Regions from separate parts of the Homo sapiens genome. Here regions 1, 2, 4 and 5 are each linked to region 3. The links are chromatin contacts, found by Hi-C or POLR2A ChIA-PET in ENCODE. All regions are on one chromosome and are shown on one strand. The core of a region is the stretch at or near the end of the contact, and the rest is flanking DNA. Distances in the headings are between cores, read along the strand shown.

Region 1 (4,850 bases), core at 1,198-3,697, 170 kb after region 3:
GCCTGGAGCCTCCTTTCCCACGGGGTTCAGTGCCCCTCATCTGTTCCAACAGTACACTTGTCAGATCTCTCTCCTTGCGTCTAACTCATGACATCATATTTTTGTTTCTGTGTCTGTCTGCTGGGCTGTGTGCGACAGGGACTATGGCTTTTTCATCTCTGTATACATCTAGTACATTCCCTGATATGCAGATGGTGCTCAGCAAATATTTATTGGGTGAATGAATGGATACAGCACTACCATTACCCTCTGTGTTAGGTTTAGAGCCACAGTTTAGAAGCGGTGATAAAATGGTCCATAAATCAGCTGTCTCTGTGGCTCAGAAGCAGTGCTTCCTCAGCCAGGGGCTTTTGGAAGGCACAGTGCTGGAGGGTAACACTCATATGAATATGTGTGGTTGACGAATGATGCAGCCAGAGACACCATCCGATATCTGCTCACAACAGCAGCAGTGGCTCTTCTGAGAACCAGGGGGCACTTTCTTCACCTTTTCCATGGGTGGCTTTCAGGTATCCACCATCGCCTGGAGAGAAGGTAGAGGACAAAATCCAGCCCATAATTCAGGGCCCTTCCTGTCAGTGAACTTCTTCTTCTAACTCCTTCACTCACTTCTGAATTGACATATTTGCATTTTAAATTTAAATTTAAATTTAAATTTTTGCAGTTGATGCAGCCATTCATCCTACAAATACAGTCCTCCCTTAGTATTGGCAGGGTATTGGTTTCAGCATCCCCATGGATACCAAAATCTGAGGATGCTCAAGTCCCTCACAGTCAGCCTGGGTATCTGCGGGTTCTGAAGCCTGTGGATATAAAGGGCCAAATGCATATATGTATGTATATATTTTGAGACAGTCTTGTTTTGTCACCCAGGCCGGAGTGCAATGGTGAAAATGCACCTCACTGCAACCTCGACCTCCCAGGCTCAAGGGAGTCTCCCGCCTCAGCTTCCCAAGTAGCTGGGACTACAGGCGTGTACCACCATGCCCGGCTGATTTTTGTATTTTTAGTAAGGACGGGGTTTTGCCACGTTGGCCAGGCTGGTCTCCAACTCCTGGGCTCAAGCGATCTGCCCGCCTCAGCCTCTCAAAGTGCTGGGATTACAGGTGTGAGCCACCGCCACCGTGGCCAGCCTCAAATCCATAAATTAAGCTCTACTATGTGCTGGGTGCTGGGGTGGAAGACTGGCACATCTGTTGTTCACAAGACAGTGCATAACCTAGGAGAGGTTTATTTGCTACTGTTCTTCGGAACCGGGATCCCATAGAGGAGCCTGCCAGAACGCGAGGCCTGCTCCTTCCCGGGCATTAGCGCGTTTAGACTCTCCTCTTACTAAGCCCAGGGAAAGGAGTCCTGGCAGGTGGCAAGCAGAAGTTAGAGCTATTTAGTCACTCCCGCCCTCCATCCTCCTCCAATGACAATAAGGTTTTGTTTGTCAGGCATAAGGTTACCGGATTGGCCTGTGAAGTCCAGAAGCTCTTTCCGCGCTCGGCTCTTTGAGCCTCAGTTTCCCCATCTGTCAGGCGTGTGTATGTGGGAGGGGGGTACGGAGTAGATTTACCTAGATCACTCGGGGTTGTCCCTTCCAGTTTTGAGGGTGATGTCGGGGTGTCTGTGAGGAGGAGGGAGGACCCTGCCACGCGAAGGTAGTTTTGGTCGCAGCAGCCAGCCAAGTGTGCCCGCGGAGACCGGCAGGGAATTCCGGGAGGCCCCGCTGTGGAGCGGTCCCCAGAGCCCGAGGGCGAGCTAGAAGAGTTCCTGCGGCGAGGCGGGAACGCTCGGTAGCCTCTGAGAGCAGTTCGCTGGCGAGAAACCGGGTTCCTGCAGGGCAGGGATCAGCCGGGTCGCGCCTTGTAGGGTGGGGTGGGGTGGGGCGGGGCCGGGGGGGGCGGCGGTGGAGTCGTGAAATTCCCAAGAAATTCCTTTCCATTGCCCCACTCCGCCCCCTTTCCTAGGGTGCCGACCTGCCCAGACCCAGGTTCCCTGGGAAAGAGAAAATGAATGTTCTTCGGGTTTCCTCGCGTCCTTTCTCCAGCCCCCTCCCACCCCGGGGTTTGGAGCGCGCGTGGGAGCGCAATAACGGTGGCGGGGAACGGGTCCAATCCCGGCGGCTCCTGGGGTTCCCAAGCGCGCTGCCACTCAGTCCCCGAGCTCGGGGAGGCGTCTCCCGGCTTCGGTCCCGTTCAGCTTAAGCTGGCGTCACATGAGCCGCGGGGGAACGGGCACCGCGGGAGTGGGCGGGGGTGTGCGCGCCGGGAGGGGGCCGCCCAGTCCACCTATATGCGCCGCAGCCCGGCTGACGGATGCCAGGAATTCCCAATGAGAGGCGATGGGGGGAAGTTTGGGCAACTCGGCCTGGCCAATGGAGAGCCTCGGGAGGGCTCTGCCCCTTCCCCCCGCCCCCGCCCGCCTCGGCTCCCGCAGCGCTAGTGTGTCCGCCTAGTTCAGTGTGCGTGGAGATTAGGTCCAAGCGCCCGCCCAGAGGCAGGCAGTCCGCGAGCCCAGCCGCCGCTGTCGCCGCCAGTAGCAGCCTTCGCCAGCAGCGCCGCGGCGGAACCGGGCGCAGGGGAGCGAGCCCGGCCCCGCCAGCCCAGCCCAGCCCAGCCCTACTCCCTCCCCACGCCAGGGCAGCAGCCGTTGCTCAGAGAGAAGGTGGAGGAAGAAATCCAGACCCTAGCACGCGCGCACCATCATGGACCATTATGATTCTCAGCAAACCAACGATTACATGCAGCCAGAAGAGGACTGGGACCGGGACCTGCTCCTGGACCCGGCCTGGGAGAAGCAGCAGAGAAAGGTTAGCAGCCGCCCCCGCCCGCTGCAGCCCCCAGCCCCCAGCCCCCAGCCCCGACCCGCTCTGCCTGCCGGGCTCTCGGCTCCGGGCTCTGAACCGGTTCCGGGCGCGCACGGGAGGGGGCGGGGGCGGTGCGGCCGTTGCGAGGTGGGGTGTTGGGTTACAGGCGCCTGGCGGAAGCGGGAGCGCCCCTGCCCCGGAGCCCGGGAACGCCGGGCCGGAGCGCGGGGAGGTGGCGCCGCTGGCGGGCAGGTCTCCTTGGGGGTCCGTGGTCCAGGCCACCCTGCGGCTGTTGCAACCATCCCCGCGTGGGCTGTGCTCGGGGGCGGTGGTCTTCAGGCTGGGGCTGAGACCCCGGCTCGGGGCTGCTTGCTCCGGATCGATTTTCCCTTTTCTTCCGCCCCTGGCCACCTCTCCATATGGCGTGCGGTGGCAGCGCCGCTTCCTGGGCCGCCCTGGGTTCAACCTGAGCGGCGGGCCTCCCGGGACCCTGCTGCCCCTTAGGCGGAGGGGAGAGCGCCGGAGAGATCGGCGGCCGCCTCCGGATCTGCCTGGAGAAGGACCAGCTGGAGTGCGGCTGGGGACGAGAAAACTGGGGGGCGTACGCGGGCTCCCCCGCGGGCCCTGTGGGGGCGGGGTCAGGACAGCAGACCGTTTTATTGCTTAACTCAGTGGGTTGGAAGCTGTAACCCCGACATGGGCTTGCGCTACGTCCTGCCCCTCCGACCCCCGGGAAAGGTGGGCAGCTCGGTTCGAGTTGAGGGGCTGCAGAACGAGGGTCAGTCTTAGGGGATATTTGGGGCCAGTCACTGGGGATCCCTACTTAGCCACGGAGCTGCATCCCAGGCAGGCGCGGTGTGCCGGGTGCGCGCCCCGCCACGGGAGCTGGGCTCGGAGCTGGCGATGGGACCCGGGCACAGTGGCCAGTGGCAGGAAGAGGTCAGAAACCACTCGTGGTGGTGGGGGGAGGGCGCCTCAACCCTACCGCTGCTTCCTGCCTGCGCGGTGAGCCTGTGCCCCCAGGCGGCCACGTACCCTGAATACCCCTTTCCCTCCCCCTCCTCCCGGCTGCCCACTTCCATCCGGTCCCTCCCCGTTTCATACCCTCCCCACCCCCAGGCTGATCTGGGAATGGGGTTTTGGGTGGGGGGGGGACAGGATGGCGCGTCCCTTTGGATAGTGCGGTTAGGGCTGGGCTTGAGGGAGAACGCTCATGTCCAAAAATGGTAACATTCATTCCCTTTTTTAAACTTAAAAGGGGGGTAGTTTATAGAGCCGACTGAAGTTTTTTTTTTCAGCCAAAGGCATCCTGTATTAGCTCACTCAGGAATCCTAGGCCCTGAAACGGAGCCCTTTTACTCACTTCATCAGACAGGCAGAGGTAATCTAAAACACACACAATGGGCTTCCTCAAAGCAGGATGACCTGGGCCGCGGTGCCCAAGGCCTATGCAGGGCTGGGCCCTATACAGCGACATCGGTCATCTACATCGGACATGGGAAGGTCCCCTGACTTCGAACTGACTTCTTTGTAATGTGCCAGTTGCTTAAACTCCCCCTCTTCCTGTCATCTTCCTAGTAAGAGCTGAAGACTGGGGGCTGCAGACAGTCCCCCACTCACTTGGCTTATTTCCTGGGACCATGGGTGCTGTGGGTGGAACTGAAAAGTGAGTGAGTAATTTGGAGATCCCTATGGGGCACCAGGCAGAAGGCTCTTTAATAATTTCAGGGTGAAGCCTTCTTGAGAATGGATTTTAAATTAGAAGTGAGATTAGGGTGGTGGATTGGGGTCTTCCCTGGGGGTTAGAATCGAAGGAGAAATCCCTGCTTAGGGAGCACCTGCTTTGTGCCTGGGAGGGGCAGGAGTAACAGAGCTGCCTAGGAACTAGGCCCCTGAAAGGACTGTGAGACCAAGTTCCTAGGGGACAGACACTGAGCACCGGCCTGAACATCGTATTTAATATTTCTGAATGAATGAATATATTAAACGCAGTGGGGAGAAGAATATAGATTCCCAGGGCTCTGACCTGGGTGGCAGTGGGTGTGCCCCAGGCCTT
Region 2 (4,744 bases), core at 82-2,581, 240 kb after region 3:
TAGACTAAATATATTGGGTTATCTCTTAGCTGTGATCTTGAAGCTATTGTTTGATTTTTTAAAAAAACATCTGTTTTAATACCCAAACTGATGGCATTGTGAGATTGAGTCAGTGGATAGTTCAAGATGGCAATTTACAAAACTTTAAGTTTGTGACTTTCTCTTGATTCCACTGTTTTTCCACGTGTGGGTGGCTATTTTGAGAGCTGTGATTGCCCAGAGAGCCCCAGCTCACAGAATTGCCAGAACATTTGTGATTGCTTAGAAATCCTCCCCTCTTCATCAGGCTGGGAACACAGATCAGGATTTCAAATGCCCCCTTCTCTGTGGCCTTCCCTGATGTACCCACTGTCTCCAACTAGGATTGATTACACCCTTTTTTTGTGCCCCAAATAGACTTCTCTTCCAGCACCTGTCACAGTTTATTGCATTAACTTTAAGAAACATCCAGGCCAGGCATGGTAGCTCATGCCTGTAATTCCAGCACTTTGGGAGGCTAAGGTGGGAGGATCGTTTGAACCCAGGAGTTTGAGACCAGCCTGGGCAATATCGTAAGACCCTGTCTCTACAAAAAATGAAAAAATTAGCCGGGTGTGGTGGCCTATCTGTAGTCCCAGCTACCCAGGAAGGTGAGATGGGAGGATCGCTTGAGCCCAGGATTTGGAGGCTGCAGTGAGCCATGATTGCACCACTGCACGCTAGCTTGGGTGACAGAGCGAAAACCCTGTCTCAAAAACAAGCAAAAATCCTGTTTCCCTCTAGAAGTAGAGCTCTGGAGTCTTTTGATTCCTAGCGTGGGGCATGGAGTGCTGTGGGTGCTGAGGGAGTGTTAATTCTGTCCCCGCTGAGGCCCTTTCTGATGTGTGCTGCTGCTGTTTCTGTAGAAATCGTGGATGGGAATGTGAAGATGACCCTGGGCATGATCTGGACCATCATCCTGCGCTTTGCCATCCAGGACATCTCCGTGGAAGGTGGGTTTCTGCTTTGTTCCATCCCGCCATCACCATCTCGTCTCCCTCCCTGGGCTTAGCCTGGAGAACTCCCATACCCAGGGCAACGGACGTTGATCAGGGGCCATGTCCTGGGCTTCTTGCTCATTTATTGGGCATCAGCCTTCTCCTCCAGTCAATGTAGAAAAAAGAACTGTTTGCCATTCTGATTCTCATAGGCATGTTGGCCTCAGGGAAACTCCCCACTTTGGGAAAGCCCAAGGCTGCCATGGGGAAGTATATTGGAAAACCCACCTGGCTCTTGGGTTGTTAATCTGAAAGGGTGGGGAAATAGCGGCTGGGAGGAAGGACCAGGAGGGGCGCTAACCCCGTCCTCCACTTTGCTCCCCTAGCACCCTCTAGTGGCCATTTCACAGATCTGCAAGGGCCGCCATGGTCTGGAGAGGTGATCTCTACGCTTGATTCCACACTCGGGCAGTTTTTGAGCTTTATGTCTGCTATGCCTGTATTTATCTTGCATAATAATATTTGTGTATTGTTGTGCCTGTGATAAAACACACATACTGAAACAAACTTTTACAAGATGAGATGGAGATACTATTTTTTAAATATTTGTTTTAATGGCATAGACATCATAAACATTTTTAATCAAAGGAATTTCTTAATGAAAACAACGTGGATTCAATTCAATTGCTTTGTGATGGAGATCTAGGTGTGACACTCTGTGATGCAGCAATGTAGAGTTCCAAGTTCGGTTTATGGGTACTTGGTATTTAGGGTTGAAGTGGTTGGAAAGAGGGTCATAGTAGTCACCTGGGGTGTGGTTCTTGTTAATGATAGTGGATGTAAATCCATTTCTCAAATAGCCTTCTTGATGATTTTGATTCTTTTGGGTGGACTTCTTGTCAGCTCTGCAGTCATCATTGTGTTACTCTTGTGATTTAGCTGACGAAGAGCTTAAGCTAAGTAGAAGCATTAGCTTTTCCAATTTTTAAATTGTCTGCTTTTGCTTAGGTGGTTATGGTCTTTGTAGGAACCCTTGAATGTCATTTTAAAGTCCATTTTGTGTGTTGAAAATAAATGAGATCATTCATGAACACAGTCCACTGAGTACCTTAACCTCCAATTCACAGGCACAAACACAGGGTGTATTAGTCCGTTTTCACGCTGCTGGTAAGGACATACCCGAGACTGGGTAATTTATAAATAAAAAGAGGTTTAATGGACTCACAGTTCCACATGGCTGGGGAGGCCTCACAGTCATTGCAGAAGAGCAAGGGAGAGCAAAGGGACCTCTTACATGGCAGCAGGCAGAGAATGAGAGCCAAGTGAAAGGGGTTTCCCCTTAGAAAACCATCAGACCTCGTGAGACTTATTCACTACCACGAGAACAGTATGGGGGAAACCACGCCCACGACTCAATCATCTCCCACCGTCTCTCTCCCACAACACGTGGGAATTATGGGAGCTACAATTCAAGATGAGATTTGGGCGGGGACACAGCACAAACCTAGCAGGGGGGTAGTGTGGTTTGCAGTCTTTCTTCTGTGCTGGGAGCTCCGTGAGCCCCCTCAGTTGCCTGCCTAACCTCATAGACACGTGGCTGCTTCACACACAGAGGGCAGCAGTATTGATCCGTGCAGTAAATATAAGGAAACCTTATTTTTTAGATTAAAAACAAAATCTGTCTAGGAGTCCTAATGCTTTCTTCTCACTCAGCTGTGTGCACCCCTCAGGCTGTGGGATTCCCCTGTCTGGAGACCCCTAGATGTGTAGATTTCCCAGATCAAATCTTCCTCCCCAACCTGATAGAGGTTGCCGACTTATTTTGTATCATTACCATTTCTTTGAATAAAAGAGAGTAGGGGGAGCTAATTCTTGAAGTTTGAAAAACTGTTGTCTCAAAATTTACACGTGTAACACGACTAGCTCTGAACAGCTTCCCAGCTTGCTTTTTCTGTTTCTCAAATAACTTCTCAAACTCTGTCAAGGGAATAGACTTGATGGCCAGGGCTCCTCCTTCAGTAGCTGCAGGGTTGGCATCAAAGGGTCACAGTGGGGCCTCCTGTGAGCCGGCATCCCTCCCTCCACCGAGTCAGCCCTCTGACCTCGCTGCCCATCCCCTTCCCCATAGAGACTTCAGCCAAGGAAGGGCTGCTCCTGTGGTGTCAGAGAAAGACAGCCCCTTACAAAAATGTCAACATCCAGAACTTCCACATAAGGTGAGTGCTGGGGTCTGAGGGGCTCTCACAGAACCAGGCTGCCTCCCCCGGGAGCTCCCAGACCCCCTTGGCTGGGTCAGTCTCAGCTTTAGAACAAAGTGGAGACCTCTGGGGGAAGAAGTAGCTTTCCTTGGGAAGGGGATGTCGCCATCGCTCTGAATCCCCCCGTCTCTCTCCCTGCAGTGTCTTAGATGGGGCTGCTGCCTGATATAACTTTGGTTGATGCTTTTGCTACTGGGAGCGCCCCCAAGGAAATTGTCCAGGAAGTCCCAGCCCAGGGCTCTGGAACAGCAGACTAGGGCCATAGGCCTTGGTCGGGGGTAGGGCTGGATATGGCAGGTTTATCTGAACTTGTCAACCCCCCCACAAAGTCTTGACCCTAGTGCCTGGGATTTGTGGCAGGAAGAAATGTCCCTTCCCATCCTGTCTTCTAACTCCTACCCCAGAAAGCTCTATGTGTTCATCTCTCTGGTGTCTAGGAGGCCCCTGCTTTGCCCTGGTTGCCCGTTTGTTCAGCCTCATTTACCAGCCTGCTCCTTCTTCTCTCTCCCCGGGCAGCTGGAAGGATGGCCTCGGCTTCTGTGCTTTGATCCACCGACACCGGCCCGAGCTGATTGACTACGGGAAGCTGCGGAAGGTATGTGTGCCCACCTGACCACCCGCTTTGGGTCCCTGGCAGGTGGGGTGGGAAAAGAGCAGGACTAGGACCCTTGTTGTGACAGTCCATGGTCCAGCCTGAGCAGTGTTGGCCTCTTAGAATAGCCAGACAGAGCCCCAACTGAAAGTGAAGAGAAAACACCTTCCCTGTTAGGGCAACTTCATTACCCTTGTGCGTGGTGTGTGTGTACTTGCACACATACACAGCCCATCAGGAAAATATCACAGCTGTGACAGCAGCTTTGTCAGAGGGATGGAATGATACATGGTGTTTCTCCCTTCTGTTTTTCCGGGATTTGTAAAGAGGAGACACTATTTTCATCATTGAAAACAGTGCATATTCTAAGGGACAGTTCATCCCCGCCTTGTCCTTTGACCTGCTGTGCGGTCCTGGGCAGCTTATCCCACCCATGGATTTGGTTTCCTTTATTGCTCAAGTTTGGCTGGGGGATTTTCTTTTGGTTTCACTCCCGCCTTCAGCATGAAGCTGCAGTGATTTTTCTTGAGTGGGTGTGTGGAGTGGGGACAGATGCAGGAGTGGGAGCTGTGTTTCTAGCCTCATGGTGGTTCTCAATGTCTGAGCTGGTTGGACGACACTGCCCTGGACCTTGGAGAAGCCTGTCCTGGACCCTCTGACCACACTCTCCAGGTTCCCTCCTGGACCCTCTGACCACACTCTCCAGGTTCCCTCTTGGTCCATCTTGGTGCCAAGAGGCCACATGGCATGGCCATCCAAGGAAAGACCCTTCCCACGCCCCAAGTTGGTGACCTGGAGTTGGGGTTGGAATGTCGCCTATCTGTGCTCAGATCTCTTGGCAAGGGAGGCTTCAAGGAGCGGCTGGACTTGTGTGTCTCTACTTCACCTTGATGCTGGAGAACACAGTGTTCAGTGTAGCTCTTGCCTTGCCTGGGCCT
Region 3 (5,019 bases), core at 1,535-4,034:
AATGCCTATATGAAAAACACAAAGCTCATGTGGTCATCAAAGCTGATTAAATGTTTGTGGTATTGCAATTTTGTTACAGGTGTGGTAAAAAAAGTTTGTGGTAGGTAGTTATGTACCATATTATTAGTTTGCAATAAATGACACAAGGGACTATGTTAAATTCCTAGTAAAAGCAAATTGATATTATGGAGTTTCATCTTTTGAAGTTGGTTATAAGTAGGTGGCCAGATTGAGCAAATAAAAAATTCAGGATGCCCAATTCGAGTTTCAAATAAACAATATTAGTATATCTCAAATATTTCATGGGGTATACTTAAACATTCATTGTTTATCTGAAATTCATACCAAATTGGGTATCCTCCATTTTATCCGACAACTCTTAATTATAGGAATAGGAAGATATTTCATTCAGGCTTATAAAAATCTGGCCAGACTAGCAGTAGGATATAAACAGACTAGGTGGTCCTACCTTTCTGTCACTGTTGGTCACCCAACAGTTAAGGAAGTTTCCAGCAAAGTCCTAGATTTGGGCTGGCATGTGACCAGATGCTGGTCTATTTTTATGCTGAGGTAAATGGGACAATTTTCCCAGGAATTCAGTAAAAACTGTAAAGGGGGTATGTGCTTAAGAGGGCAGAGGAGGATGCGTATTATACACTGCCACAGTAAAGGCCACTTCGAACAAATCTCCCCCACCCCAGGCAAATAGGTATAAATGATGGCCTATTAACTGGAAGAAGTTAGAGGGGGTTTTGAATGTGTGGACTGAGTATGCCAAGCAAAGGAACAGTGAGCAGGGAAACTGGCCTTGGAACAAGTGGATTCCACTGGAATGAAACAGGTCAAACTCAACATATCCAAACCGGAAAGCACGACCTTTCCCTTCAAACTCCTCCCCACTCCCTAAGTACATTCATGAATTCAGCAAGTATTAAAGCGGCCACTAGTGCCAGCAAGTACTGGCTCCAGGCATACACCCTTGAGCAGAACAGACGTAGTCCCTGCTCTCAGAGAACTTACAGCAGAGTGGGGAGACTCATATCATCACAAAAATAAATGATTAATTACACATTTTGACATTGCAATGACAGAAGGATGTTTGGTGCTATACATCTTTAATAAAGCTGGTATACTGCTACTAATTTTTAGGTGGTGATTATAATGAATAAACACAAAGGATTATTAGAAGGCATCCTGAGGATAAAACCTTTTAAGTACCACATAGTTTCCTATTTAGGGGAACAATATTCCATTAAAATTCACATTTTTGGAATTTGATTTCTTTCTTTTAAAAATTTATTTATTTTTTGCCCTTTTCCCCAAGTTCTGATGGAATTTGGTTTCTGTTTAGTAATGTTTGCTAGAATATGTACTTTTATATGAAACATTTGCATATTTGTTATTAGTACGATTAATCGTATTGTCACTGAACAAAAAGTAGAAGTAAATAATTTTGTTTGACGGGTAAACCTCTTCCATGTTCAGCCGATCTTTTTTTTTAAAAAAAATTATTATTATTTTCCCCAGATCAGAGATGTACAGCCCATCTTTCAATGATGATTCTACTCAACTGCTCCTGTGCCATCTCTGGTCCAGAGGATGTAATTCCTGCTAACTTGAAAGGGCAAAACTGACAAGTGCCTATTTCAGTAGCTTATTACCACTTAATGACAGAGGATAGCTTCCAGGAAAAGTACTATAATACATCGAAAAGGGGACTTTTAACTGTATCTGGTAGAATTCCAAAGCATTTAACACCCACTAGGGTCAACGCGGTGACTCCCATCCTACTGAAGTGCAGCCACTTCTGGCCTGGAGCGCAGCTGCTGGTTAACAGCTGTCCAACCTCAGTGCTCCCCACTCGAGACCTTTAAGAGGAGCTCACCGAACCCAATTAAATAACATATATCGTTAGTTTCAAATCACGCTTCTTGTGTCGTGCAAATTTATCTGGAACGGAGAGAAGTACCTCGTGCTTCTCGGGACTTCATCAACTCGGTTTTGGCAATTTTCTTCCTACTTCTTTATCCCTTTCTCTTTCCCCCCATGTACCACTCTAATCTGCCAGACGGAACAATTTAGCCTTTTTCAACTAAAGGACCGGAGGAAGGAAGAGTTAGAGAACTGGACTTGGGGATGAGCGGTGGTGTTAAACATTTACCGGGAGAGGGGAAGGGGCGGGTGCGCGAACAAAACCCCCAGGCAACGTTCCTCCAAGTGTGCGGCCCTACCTCCCGGTTCCCCCGCCTCGGGCAGGGCCGGACTGCCCAAGGCAGAGGCCAGCAGAGGAAGGAGGGCCGGAGCCCCCGCCCGCACCTTCCCCCACTCCAGCCGCATTTTCCCCGAACTCGTACGGGCGCTGGCCTCCGGGCAGCAGCCGGCCCGCGGGTCCCCGCGGGAGGAAGGCGAGCCAAAGCCCGGCGGCCACTCGGATTGTTACGCGCATTCAACTCCGCGGAGTGCGGGGCGCTGGGGTGCAGAGGGGTCTCCGCCCGGCGCCACCCAGGTCCCCAGGCGGGAAGCGGCTCAACTGGGAAAGCAGCCGGCGCCCGTGGTCTCCGGGCCGGCCGCCCGCGTTCTTCCGGCCAGCCCCCCGCGGAGGGGAGGGGCGCCGACGCCGCGTTCTCGGGGCCCCGCAGCCGGCGGAAGGGCCGCGCATCGCGGAAGCGCGGCGGCAGCTGAGGATCAGCTGCTGGAGGAGGCGGAGAGGCAGAGGGAGGAGCCTCGGGGGGAAGGAGAGGGAGGGGACCGTCAGGAAGCCGCGAACGCCGCCGAGTGTCTGCACACCTCGCTCTGCCTGCCATGGCTGGTTAAAGAACCATCCGGATCGCAGCGCGGGGGGAGGGCCGGGTGGGGGGAGCAGCGGCCGCGCGTGAGGCCGAGGGAGGGGCGGCGGCGCGAGCGGCGGCGGCGGCGGTTCCAGCATGAAGAGGAGAGCTGGCCTGGGGGGCAGCATGAGGTCAGTGGTGGGCTTCTTGTCCCAGCGGGGCTTGCATGGGGACCCCCTGCTCACTCAGGACTTTCAGAGGAGACGCCTGCGGGGCTGCAGAAACCTCTACAAGAAGGACCTCCTCGGCCACTTCGGCTGTGTCAATGCCATTGAATTCTCCAACAATGGAGGCCAGTGGCTGGTCTCAGGTAAATCAACCCCCTTCCCCTCCCCGCGCCTCCCCGCACCCTCCCAGCCTCCCCCTCTCGCTCTCCCCCGTCACCCTCCTCCTGCCCTCTGTCCCCACCCCCTCCCTTTCTCTACCCCCTTCTGCGGTGGGAAGGTTTGGTGTCAAATTAAAACCATTGCAGGGGGAGGGGAAGGAGAGGATGTCTTCTATAAAAAAGACCTAAAATGGTTGACAGCTCCTTAATTCGCTTTATCCCAAGTGCAAAGTGATCTCTCCTGATGCCTGCCCTGAAAGTGTAGGTCGGGGAGGGGGGCGAGGTTACCGCTCTACAAAGTTTGACGGCAAACTCTTCCTCCGCGTACTTTAAAAGGTGCTGGGGGCATTTTGGGGATGTGGAGGGTGAGGAGGCCGAGGAGCGCCGGAGGCAAGGGGGAGCTGAAGCCCCCGTCGCCGGCGTTAAGGAAAAGGGGTCTTGGGGCTGGGAAGCGGGCGGTGACAGACCCGGACGCCGAGGGGCCGGGGGCTGCGACCCGGGGGCTGGCGGGGTCTGCAGAGGGGAAGTGACTGGGGCGGTAGGGTCGCTGTGGGCCGCCCCCCTCGGCGCTCTTAGAGGCCCAGCACCATCGCCTTTCGTTCGGTTGTGGCCTCTTCTGCGTCTTGTTTTTAATACAGTTTCGAGAGTGGCGAGGGCTGTGGAGGCTAAAGGGCACCAGCCTGAACTTGAATGCGCAACTTGCGAGGCAGGCGGTAGGGTGGGGGACCCCCGGGAGACTTGTTGGCGGGAGCCCGGCGCCCCGCACCCCGTTTCCCGCGGCCGCTGTTGCAAGTGGTCTCTGCTTCTCCTCCCTCTCGCCCAGACGGGCCTGGTTGCCCCCGGGCTCTCCCTCTGGTTTGGGGAAAGTGGCGAAATCGAGGCCGGGGCTCCGGCCGGGCGGTGTAGGCCTCGCTCTCCCGGGGCTCCTAGCGACAGGCAGCTGAATCGATAGCCTATTGCTCCCGGGGAGGCCCGGGCCCCGCGGGCCGCGGCGACAGCTGCCCCTGGGGAGGTGCGCCTGCTGCCGGTGGGGGCGCTCGCCGCCGTCGTCCCCTCCTCCCTGGGGTCGCGGGCCCAGGGCAGGGGCGGGTGGGAATGGGCCTACGTGAGGGCTAGGGGGCGGCTCCCCGAAACCTGGCTCAGGGGAGGGGGGGTGAAGACGGCTGATTGGGCGTTCCTGCTTGGCTGCTGCCCTCTTCTGTCCCTTTTCCTATATTGGGAGGGATGAAGGGGGAACCCAGCGCTGGACGTGGCGCTTAGCTTCACCCAGGTCGGTCCCTGAATGTCTTTCTAATTTGTGTCCGTGAGCAGCTCGCCAGAAACTTCTGGGATCTTGGCAAAGCATCCGTCTTCGCGAGTAACCTTCGGAAGTGACATGGGGCGTACAGTCCAATTTGGGGGTAGCAAAGAGAAAGGTCTTCTGTGATCATTTTATGATAAACCTTCTGGGGTCTGTCCAGAACTGACTTGACTTTTGTACCCCAGATCGTTTTCTCTTTGACTAGGTAGATTTTGGCCCTAGATCATCCTCTGAAGAAACCTGATCTTTCAGACAAAAGCCTCCTTCCCCCACAGCACCGTATAAAATTTTATCAAATAAATTTGAAGAGCAAAAATGGGGGAAGACCTCTTCTTTATAGACCTAGCTCCCAGTTTCCCTGCTGTTGTTTTTTATGTATTCATAAAACTCCCGATGTATTACAACAGAGAAGTTCCCAGACACAAGTAAACTTTACCTACCGAGTGAGGGAGTTTGGGGGTACTCTTTTAGAGACAACTGAACTAATCATGTTAACGGAATTGTAAGTAGTCACACGTTGCCCAGCTTGACACACCTTTATTTACGTATTTATTTGAGACAGGGTA
Region 4 (4,514 bases), core at 1,808-4,307, 200 kb before region 3:
GATCACTAATTCCCGTACCAACTAGACCCACCTTCCCGAAGGAAGAATACCGAGCCCTGGAGGAATGGTCCCTAGCTCAAGAAGCACAGGCTGTGTCTGTTGGGGTTGAAATGGCTCCCACAGCTTCCTTCTAGAATTCTCCTGTTGTAACAGGCTGGTCTACGTCACCACAATGCTGCCTGCAGGGTAAAAAGCCCAGGCCACCCAGCAAGGTACCAGCTGAATTGCCATCTCTGCTAGTGTGGCCAGTGGACTTCACCAGACCTTATCCAGTCCAACCTTTATCCAGCCTGAGGCAGGCATTGCCTGGAATGTCATTTCAAGCTGTCCTGGAAGCATCATCTTCTGGAGAGAGAGCACCAACTCACTGACGCTCTGGGTGAGAGCTCCCTCTCCTTGCTCCCATAGCTCCTGCCTTCCCCTGTAGCTTTTATCATGTGGTATCACAGTTGCTGCTGATTGGTCCATCTCCTCTGCTAGAATATTTGTTCTCGAGGGCAGGGACCGTTTCTGTCTTGTTTACATTTGTGTCATCACCCCTAGCAAAGTGTTTGGCATGTAGCAGGCACTCAGAAAATGTTTATTAATAATAGTAATGACATATTGATTAAGCATTTGGAAAGGGCCAGATGCTTTGCGATCAGGCTTCACAAAAAAATCCTTTACGGCTATGAGTACCCCATTTAACAGGTAAAGAAATCAAGGCTGAGAGATGAAATAACTTATTCAAGAGCTCAGTCAGGCGCAGTGGCTCACGCCTGTAATCCCAGCACTTTGGGAGGCCGAGGCGGGTGGATCACGAGGTCAGGAGATGGAGACCATCCTGGGTAACACGGTGAAACCCTGTCTCTACTAAAAATACAAAAAAAATTAGCTGGGCATGGTGGTGGGCGCCTGTAGTCCCAGCTACTCGGGAGGCTGAGGCAGGAGAATGGCGTGAACCCAGGAGGCAGAGCTTGCAGTAAGTGGAGATCATGCCACTGCTCTCCAGCCTGGGTGACAGAGCAACACTCTGTCTCAAAAAAAAAAAAAAAAAAAGAGCTCACAGCTGGCAAATGGCAGAGTAGTGAGGGATCCAGCTGAATGGGTATTTTTTGAAGTTGATTTGAATTTTTATTTATAGAGATAGGGTCTCGCTATGTTGCCCAGGCTGGTCTCGAACTCCCCTGGGTTCAAAGGACCCTCCCAATTCAGCCTCCTGAATATTTGGGATTACAGGTGTGAGCCACTGCGCCTGGCTTGAATGGGTCTTAAAGACCCAAGAGTCCGCACCCCTAGTACACTCTTCTCCACGCTTCACAGGGCTGAATTAAGCAGGAGAAATTGTCCTCAGATGGCTCTGGAGCCTCAGTCCAGGTCGGCTACTCAGACAGCCCAGCTGCAAGCCCAGGAGAGTAGGCCCTCCCCTGATCCATCTCCAGGTCTTTCCTAAGTGCCTGGCAGTGAAGACCTCTTCCCATTAGAGAAGCTGGCTGGGTTGCCCCCTCCTTCTGGAGGAGCACTGACTCAGACCATCACAGGGACACACAAATACCAAACACACTGAGAACATTGTTGGCAATGAAATTACAGACGTTATAAATGCCAGCCTTTCCCTTCCAGGTTTCCTTTCCTGTTCCCTGGTGGGAGAAGGACCACACCCCATGCAGTGCTGGGAGACATCCCCCGCAGGCCTTGGGGTGCTGGAACCCTGGGACGACAGTCATATTGTCCAGGTTATTTCTCCCAACTGCAGATGGAGACAGCCTTCCTGAGGGGCCAGGGGGAACAGCCCTTGTAAAAACTGAAGCCAAGTCACAGAGGCCCAGGGATCCTCAGGAACAGCTCCCTGCTGTACAAATGGGAGTCTGGCCCTGGTGCAGAAGTCCCTTCTGCTGCCCTGCCCATAGGCTTTCGGGGGACTCTCCTGCCAGTGACGTAACTGTTAATACCCAGCCTGGGGCTTTTGCTGATTCCTCCAGGGCCTGGCTAAAGGCTGACAGCCTTATCTCCTAGGGAAAAAACTGGGTGGCACAGAAAATGGGCTTTGGGAGAGGTAGGTTTGGAGGAGAGCAAGCAAGAGGAGAGAGCCTGACTCAGGAGAAGCAAGCACCAGAGCCCTCCAAGGCTGAGGGTGAAAATAGATGGAGAGTGGAAATGGGGCTCAGCGCGCCAGGAGGGAGCCCTGAGTAGGCGGTGGGTGGTGGGCTGTGCTCCCTGAGAGGACGGAGGGGTGGATGGGGGAATGGAGGCTGCAGCCAAGGTCTTTTACAGTGACTTGCTCCTAAGCCCAGACCAAGCTGGACATTGTAGCCAAGGTGTATTCTCTGCAGCCAGCTAGGGCTTTGCTCCAGGCTCCTCAGGCCCAGGGGTCAGAAGTTCTGGGTAACTCCAGATCAGCAGCCCCACGGCAAAGTGGGGCTGAGGGCAGAAATGGTTGCGTCCAGGAGAGGCTAGTGGTGTGCTGGCCTGCCAGCTGCAGTTCATATGTATGTTGAAGCAGCGTTTATTTTTACCTGGGTAGGTTCAGCTTCTGATCACAGACATGGTGGGGGTTTTCCATTGGTTTCCATGGGAACATTAGGCAGAGCATCTGCTACCCAATCAAGCAAAGCTGGTCTGGTAAGACTCTTTTCAGAATTATTTTGCTGTTTTTACCCAGGAAGTATGTCCTGCCTGAATTTGTACCACTGCCTTCTTGTGTGGTAGAGCAGGGGAGGGCAGCTCCGAGGGGACAGGCCTGGCTCACAGGGAAGGAGAGAGGGCTGGCTAAAGGCAAGCACGGCGGCAGGGCAATACCTATTTGGAGAAGCAATTTGCTTTCCATTTCTAAGCCCCAAGTAGAATCCCATAATGAGGCCACAGGAGCCTGGGCTCCACCTGACCTGTGCTGATTCCTGGTTTTGGTCCAAGGCCTGCCCTTGCAGTAGGGCCACCTGTTGGCCCCCACCAGAGCAGTCAGGAGTTCCTGGGGCACCACAGGGCATGGAGGCCGACGAGCAAGCTACCAGGTGCAGGACAGGGCTAGACTTGAGCATGTTCAGTTTCACTTTTACAGAAAGGAGGCCCGGACTTTCCCCACGAGGCGGGGGAGGGTGTGCTGAAGGGCTAGGCCTGGAGGCAGAAAGGAAGGCGCTGGTGCATGTGGACATGTAAGAAGTGGTTTTATTCCAGGTGTGTGTTTCATAAAGACGAGGTCCTCAAGGACAGCTAGTGGCACATGCTTTGGTCAAGAAGAGGAAAAGCAAAAACAGAACAGGGCTGCGTTGCCACAAAGGACCGGCTGATAAGTGCAGAGCCTGATCTGACCACAGCAAAGGACAGAGAGACCCTCTTGAAGGCCCTCTGGTCAGCAGTCCTCTTACATTCAACAGGCGCAGCCCCGGCTCCCCAGCCCCAAAGGTCCATGCCCGAGTGTGGCCCAGGCCTTCTAGTCCATCCTCTGGGGAGAGGCCTTTGCCCTGGGCCCAGTTCTGTCCTAAGCTGTGGCAGGAGGCTTCCCAGATGAACAGGGGATCTGAGGCTGCACCTGGCTGCGGAAGAAACATCACGACAGAGGACAGGCAAAGCATGGCCCTGGGAGCGAAGGGGCCTGCGCTGGCAAGTCCAGAGGGGTGCACTTGGGCACGGGAGTGCTGCCGAGAGGACGCTGGTGAGAGTCAGGAGGCGAAACTGCTGGAGAGCCCTCCAGAGCAGGTGCTGCGGACCACAGACACTTGGCTGCTGACCCCAAGGGCCGTGTGGAGGGAGCAGGCGATGGCAGTTTGAGCACGCCAGGGAGGAAGATTAGGGGGTGGCAGCTTGGGCAGACAGTGGCTTCAATCCAGAGCAGAGGTTCAGGCCCTTTGGGGATCAGGGACCTCTTTTAGAAGCCATGGACTTTTTCCCCAGGAAAATGCATGTATGCACACACATGCAGTATTTTAGGGACAATTTCAAGAGATTCCTAGACCCTCTAGAATCCATGAACTCTATGGGTATGTGGATCCTTGGCCTATGAAAGACAGGGGGCTCCTGTGGTAGGTATATCTGCCCCAGGCTGGTCTGCTTTGTAGGGGAGACCCCCAGGGTCCTGGTACCAACAGTCATTTGCCCAAGAGCCAGTGGGGTGAGGAAGCAGGGTGTGGGGATAGCAGGAGCAGTTCCAAGACAAGGCCGTGGGGTAGATGTGTGGATGTGTTCTCAGCGGCTGTGAAAAGGAACTGGGAGTTCTCTTCACAAACAGGAGCCACAGCCAGCCTCCCAGCACAGTGCAATAGCTGACCCTTCAAGAAAATCCCTCCTGTAGTAGGGAGGGGAATAAGGGTGAGGTTGAGCCCTAATGACTTAGGGGCTCCTGTAGCGGGGAGGGGAATAAGGGTGAGGTTGAACCCTAATGACTTAGGGGCTGTTCTTGGTCCAGAAGGGAAGTTCCCTTCTTTCCAACCACCCATGATGCTGTATTGACAGAGGCAAAAACCTTTGAGAAAGCAGGAGTCAAAAATGACAAATGAGGCTGGGACTACTCAGGGATGTGTGTGGCTACCCGTCCTTTC
Region 5 (4,768 bases), core at 2,190-4,689, 210 kb after region 3:
CAGCTAAAATAAAATGTCTTCGGTGACTTCCACTGCTCTCAGGAGAAACAACAGCTGCAGGAACCCGAACACCCATGTGGCTAGTTGATCTCCAGTCTCTGGCACCCTCTTCTTCCCTCCTGCACTGTGACTTTTTTTTTTTCAGTTTTTTGAACAGACCTTACTCTCTTTTCTCTGGGGCCTTTGCTGTTTGTTTGTTTTCTTCTTCTTCTTCTTTTCTTTCTTTCTTTCTTTCTTTTTTTTTTTTTTGAACCGGAGTCTTACTCTGTTGCCCAGGCTGGAGTGTAGTGGTGCAATAGGCTCACTGCAACCTCCGCCTCCTGGGTTCAAGCGATTCTCCTACCTTAGCCTTTTGAGTAGCTGGGATTATGGGCACGTGCCACCACACCCAGCTAATTTTGTATTTTTAGTAGAGACAGGGTTTCACCATGTTGCCCAGCCCCACACACGCGTAGGGTGACCTACAGCTACCTGCTCCACACACGCATAGGGTGACCTACAGCTACCTGACCCACACACGCATAGGGTGACCTACAGCTACCCGCCCCACACACGTGTAGGGTGACCTACAGCTCTGCCTATACCTGTTATGCTGGTGTAATTATTAGTAGACCCCCTGGTGCCTTGGTTTGGATGACAGGTTATGTGGGCCCCCTTCACATTTACGAACTTTTCATCTAATACTCCCCAGCCTTATAGATTCACTGACTCCCTTGGGGCAGTGATCAGACACACTGCCCCCCTACAGCCCCCCAGGATCAGTTCAGGGTCCTGTTTTAGCCTTATGCCTTCCAGGACCTTTCCTATAGGCACTGGATCTTAGTGTACAAAAATACACGCATTGATAAAATCTTTGCTTATTGTTTGTCTTCTCCATTAGACTGCAGGCTCCATGACTTAGGACAGTGCCTGTATTTGCCCACGATGTAACCCTAGTCCCTGATACAGAATGAGTGCTCAGTAAGAATTTATGGAAGGAAGGAATGAATGAATCTGGCTGCAGCTGTCTGGCAGGGGAGGCCTGGAGCCTGGGCGAGTCTGTAGAATCTGCAGTGGCCTGCGTGAGGGAGGCTGCCAACATCGGGCCAGTCCAAGCCCTAGCAAGCCAGTTGCCCACACTCTGGCACACATCATCGGCTTGGTGGCCCCTTTAATTATTCATCGGTCTTTCTCAATGGCCTTTGTGTTCAGAAACCCAAGACAGAATTCAAACCCTCTTTCCATCTCCCTAAAACTGAGACCTGGAAGAAAAACCTGCTGGCCCATTCTGCATCCCCAGGGGGCCAGCAGGTCCACAGCCTCCTCTCGTGGCTGGCTTTAAGCGTTGAAGTGTCCTGGGCTGCCCTGTGGCTCTCCTCCCCAGTCCACTGGGCTCAGGGACTGCCTGGGCACAGCTGAGTGGGTGCCCGTGTGGCTTGAGACTGAGCAGGGACTGGTGCAGGCTGGTGGGCAGAGCTGGATGAGTCCCCATCATTCCCCAGCCTGAACGGAGTCTGAAGGCTGGCCTGGAAGAGTTTAGCCTCCCAGCAGAGTGGAGCAGGCTCAGGCTTTGACCGACCTAGTTCACACCTCAGTTCTGCCTCTTGCCAGCTGTGTGACTGTGGGGAACTGGCCCTTGGTGTCCTGTTCCTTTGTTCCTTTAACCTAGAATTGTTGAGTGGACTTGCTGAGATGGCGCATGCCTCGTGGGTGATGATAACAGTGAGTGAGCACTCACTGAGGGTTATAATGGTAGCCAACATCTTTGAGCAACCCTAGGATATGATTCCCTCTCCTTCCCTCACCTCCCCTTGGGGCTCCCTGAAGTCCACGTTGCCATCAGTGTCCCCATCTTGAAACTGAGGATGGAACGCTGATCTTTCCTTTCAAGGTTGGGGGGAGGGGGCTGGGGAGCCGAAAGCACCCCAGGGCTGCCCTTGCTGCAGTGTCTGAAGTGAAGCCTAGGAGCCCCGGTGCTGGTGGGCAACAGCAGGCGTGGATCTCTCTGATCTTTGAAGAGGACTGTGAATACACTGACCACAGGCGGAAGCCCCTTGTCCCGTCCTGCCCTGCACTACCCAGAGGTCCCTGGGCTTCTCAGCAGAGGTGGACAGATCTGCTTGCAGCTGCCCTTCTTCCCACGCTTCTGGAAATGGAAGTTCCCACAGACACATTCCTGTTCCTCAGCTTGCTGCTCCCTGCTTGCTGATACCTTGCCGCCCTGTCCCTCAAACCGGGCTGGCCATACCAAGGTGTTGGCGAGCTGCTCAGCCTGCTGAGCTGTTGACACCCCAGACCACCGCCGGCCTAGTGGACAGGCCAGGAAGGCAGTGATGGCACTGGGTCACATTGTCCTGGGCCTGGGTGAGGGTTTCTGTGCTGCTTTTTAATGTGCTGATCTGTGTGTTTGTGTTTTGGGAGAAGAAACTTTGTGTTGCGGAACCTCAGGTGAAGAGAATTGAGGTCGTTAGGCTCCTCCGTCATGGCCCAGTGTCATCTCGGGGCCATGCAAGGCCTCTGTGTGTCCGTCACATTTTATCCTACAATCTCCTGTGATGGATATGCAGATTGTCCCCAGCTGCTCTCCTGCTGACACAAATGAGGCAACGATGAACATTCTCCCATACATCCCAGTGCAGCTGTGTGAGGATTGCATTGAGCAGGGAATTGCTGGGTTGCAGGGAATTTCCTGATACGCTGCTGAGTTACCCCCTAAAATGGCTGTACAGTCTACTCTCCACCAGCCGGGCACGAGGGCTTCCGGATCCCTCAACCCCACCAACATTCGGCGTAATCAACTTTCTAATTGTTTGCCTGTCTATTAGGTGTAAAGAGATGCATTTTAGTTTTGAGCTGCAGCTGAAGAGGAACTCTCCTCCAAGTGCCAAGACTGCTCCCCTCCTCCAGTCAGCTCTCTTGGAACCAGAAACTTCCTCCTGGGTGGTGTTGAGAATCATGGTGATGCTCTGCAGAAAACCTCTCCTCTGTAAGGAGTGGCAGTTTATAGATACAGCCCGTTAATGCCTCAGTCCCTGCAGGAAGTTCTTTTTTTTTTGAGCTGGGGTCTCACTGTCTCCCAGGTTGGAATGCAGTGGTATGATTATGGCTCACTGCAGCCTCGACCTCCCTGGGCTGGGGTGATCCTCCCACCTCAGCCTCCTGGGTAGCTGGAACTATAGGGGTGCACCATCATGCCTGGCTAACATTTTTAAATTTTTTGTAGAGACAGAGTTTTTTGCCTGTTGCGTAGGTTCCTGCAGGAAGTTCTGCTCCCTGGGAGTGTCTGCTCCAGTCCCACCCCGGGGGTGCAAATCACTGCTGTGACTTGTGGTGGCTTGTGATGCTTCCACAGTTGCTGAACTTGTTGCCTCATCCCCTGGTATCTCTGGCATCCTGCGGGCTTGGGTTTCCTGGAGCTTTGAGAATTCCTTTGCAAAGTCATGTGGCTGCTGCCGGGTGGTTGTCCCTCAGGGAGGAGGTGGGTGGCGCTGTGGCATTGGCTTGGAGTTTGGGCTGGATCAGTGCTGAGGTCCTATTGATCAAGTTTTGACTGAGTCAGAGAGGTTGGGGTGCAGTGCCTGCTGGATCCTGCTAGCCCAGATGAAGGAACACACTGGGTGCCAAGGTGTCCCCCATGATCCCTTGATGCTACCTGGGACCGTTTAGTAGACAAGGGCAATTCCATGGGTCCTGGAGTCGTTCTTTTTGTCTCATGCCTTTCCATGAGCACCCTTTCTCTTGTCTTTCTTGTACTTTAGTAATGAACTCTAGACACTATTAACTACTTAGGGTGTGCTGGGCTTTTTGCATAGATTATCTCATTGAAACTCCTTACCAAACCAGTTGAGAAAGGTATTATCCCTGTTTTACAGATGAGGAAACTGAGGCTCAGAAAGGTCAAGAACTTGCTTAGGTTCCAAGGTTAGTAAGTGGCAGACCCATATTGAACCCAGCTCTTCTGTGCCCAAATCCGTTCTTAGCCACTAAGCCTTGGTCCTCAGAGTGTGGTCTCTGGACCGGCAGCATCAGCATCACCTGGATACTTGTTAGAAATGCAGTTTCTCTGCCGGCCTAGAACTTTGGAATCAGAAACTGGCGGTGGGGCCCAGCAATCTGTATTTTAACAAGCCCTCCAGGTGATTCTGGTAAATGTTCAAGTTTACATATTCAAGTTTGAGAACCACCGCACTGAATTATCCTGCTGTTCTTTTTTCTATTTTTTCTGCCTGGCTTCTCCCCTTTTGTCATTGGGCCAGTCACTGTGAGCCCAGACTTTGAACCCTGGCTGCTCTTCAGGGGCTTCATGCCCCTTTTAAAGAGGTGCAGTAATTCGTCCTCTGGGGCCTCCACAGGAACCCCTCCCAAGTCCCCAAAAGCAGTTGACAGAACTGATGCTCCAGCTGACAGCCTGGTGACCGGAACCACCATGGGGGTCAGAGTTCCCAGTCACTATGCCCAAGGAGGTGCTTTGAGGGGTCCGGGTGACCCAGGGGTGGACTGTGGGACAGACCAGGACAGAAGCTCCTGCTGGGAGATTATTTTAGGGGCACAGAAAGGAGACTTGGAAAACTTCCTTGTCCAAGCAGGATCTCTTTCTTTCTTGCAAATTTGTAATGATAAGTGGTTTGACCTTTGGAGAGGAGCTTCCACACAGGGGTTTGGAATCTAGGCAGGTCCTTGTTTCTGGTCAACAAGGCACATTCAGGAGAAATGACCCTGGGGAGAGGATAGAAGCTAATTTTTTTTTTTTTTTTTTAAGTAGAGACAGGGTCTTGCTATGTTGCCCAGG

The links. Hi-C counts contacts between places; a loop is a spot of excess contacts on that map. ChIA-PET counts read pairs that join two places held with the same protein, here RNA polymerase II (POLR2A). Pooled maps may share reads with other maps.
Region 1: a map of PC-9 shows a loop between it and region 3 (4-fold over the local background). The contact joins the promoter of ACTN1 here to the promoter of DCAF5 in region 3. A Hi-C loop is called at or near these places in 7 of 168 maps with a recorded cell type or tissue (CD4-positive, alpha-beta T cell, CD8-positive, alpha-beta T cell, PC-9 and 2 more), 4 of 37 single-sample maps with no recorded cell type and 19 of 50 pooled maps. POLR2A ChIA-PET finds 5 or more read pairs at or near these places in 4 of 52 experiments (Caco-2, HCT116, PC-3 and 1 more).
Region 2: a loop to region 3 is called in a pooled map, with 5 times the contacts of the local background. The contact joins the enhancer-like site here to the promoter of DCAF5 in region 3. A Hi-C loop is called at or near these places in 6 of 50 pooled maps. POLR2A ChIA-PET finds 5 or more read pairs at or near these places in 3 of 52 experiments (GM12878, H1 and MCF 10A).
Region 4: a loop to region 3 is called in a pooled map, with 9 times the contacts of the local background. The contact joins the enhancer-like site here to the promoter of DCAF5 in region 3. A Hi-C loop is called at or near these places in 3 of 168 maps with a recorded cell type or tissue (heart left ventricle and heart right ventricle), 13 of 37 single-sample maps with no recorded cell type and 7 of 50 pooled maps. POLR2A ChIA-PET finds 5 or more read pairs at or near these places in 1 of 52 experiments (activated CD8-positive, alpha-beta memory T cell).
Region 5: a pooled map shows a loop between it and region 3 (2.1-fold over the local background). The contact joins the enhancer-like site here to the promoter of DCAF5 in region 3. A Hi-C loop is called at or near these places in 2 of 50 pooled maps. POLR2A ChIA-PET finds 5 or more read pairs at or near these places in 4 of 52 experiments (A673, AG04449, HepG2 and 1 more).

What each region holds. Positions count from the first base shown.
Region 1 is chr14:68,976,899-68,981,748 of GRCh38, reverse strand. ACTN1 (actinin alpha 1) reads left to right here and starts at 2,447. Exons shown (of 22, transcript NM_001130004.2): 1 at 2,447-2,797. The coding sequence starts at 2,693. ACTN1-DT (ACTN1 divergent transcript) reads right to left here and starts at 2,067. Exons shown (of 4, transcript NR_073422.1): 1 at 1,965-2,067; 2 at 1,562-1,821. RefSeq lists a silencer at 2,390-2,439 and enhancers at 1,581-2,579, 2,580-3,579.
Region 2 is chr14:68,908,383-68,913,126 of GRCh38, reverse strand. ACTN1 (actinin alpha 1) reads left to right here. Exons shown (of 22, transcript NM_001130004.2): 4 at 885-971; 5 at 3,085-3,172; 6 at 3,731-3,809. Among named protein-coding and RNA genes, the nearest start is that of ACTN1, 69 kb to the left of the region's middle. RefSeq lists an enhancer at 1,132-1,251. Within about 2 kb of position 1,331, at least 7 of the 41 ENCODE cell types and tissues checked have a DNase peak (open chromatin) inside an H3K27ac peak, as active enhancers do.
Region 3 is chr14:69,150,884-69,155,902 of GRCh38, reverse strand. It overlaps DCAF5 (DDB1 and CUL4 associated factor 5), which reads left to right and starts at 2,784. Exons shown (of 9, transcript NM_003861.3): 1 at 2,784-3,138. The coding sequence starts at 2,925. RefSeq lists silencers at 2,340-2,979, 3,800-3,849, 4,010-4,469.
Region 4 is chr14:69,353,079-69,357,592 of GRCh38, reverse strand. GALNT16 (polypeptide N-acetylgalactosaminyltransferase 16) reads right to left here. Exons shown (of 15, transcript NM_001168368.2): 15 at 3,127-4,514. Among named protein-coding and RNA genes, the nearest start is that of ERH, 43 kb to the left of the region's middle. RefSeq lists enhancers at 2,750-3,249, 3,280-3,379. Within about 2 kb of position 3,057, at least 8 of the 41 ENCODE cell types and tissues checked have a DNase peak (open chromatin) inside an H3K27ac peak, as active enhancers do.
Region 5 is chr14:68,940,645-68,945,412 of GRCh38, reverse strand. The region is part of intron 1 of ACTN1 (actinin alpha 1); the gene reads left to right. Among named protein-coding and RNA genes, the nearest start is that of ACTN1, 36 kb to the left of the region's middle. RefSeq lists enhancers at 2,304-3,093, 3,094-3,884. Within about 2 kb of position 3,439, at least 16 of the 41 ENCODE cell types and tissues checked have a DNase peak (open chromatin) inside an H3K27ac peak, as active enhancers do; they include A673, where a contact is called at or near this core.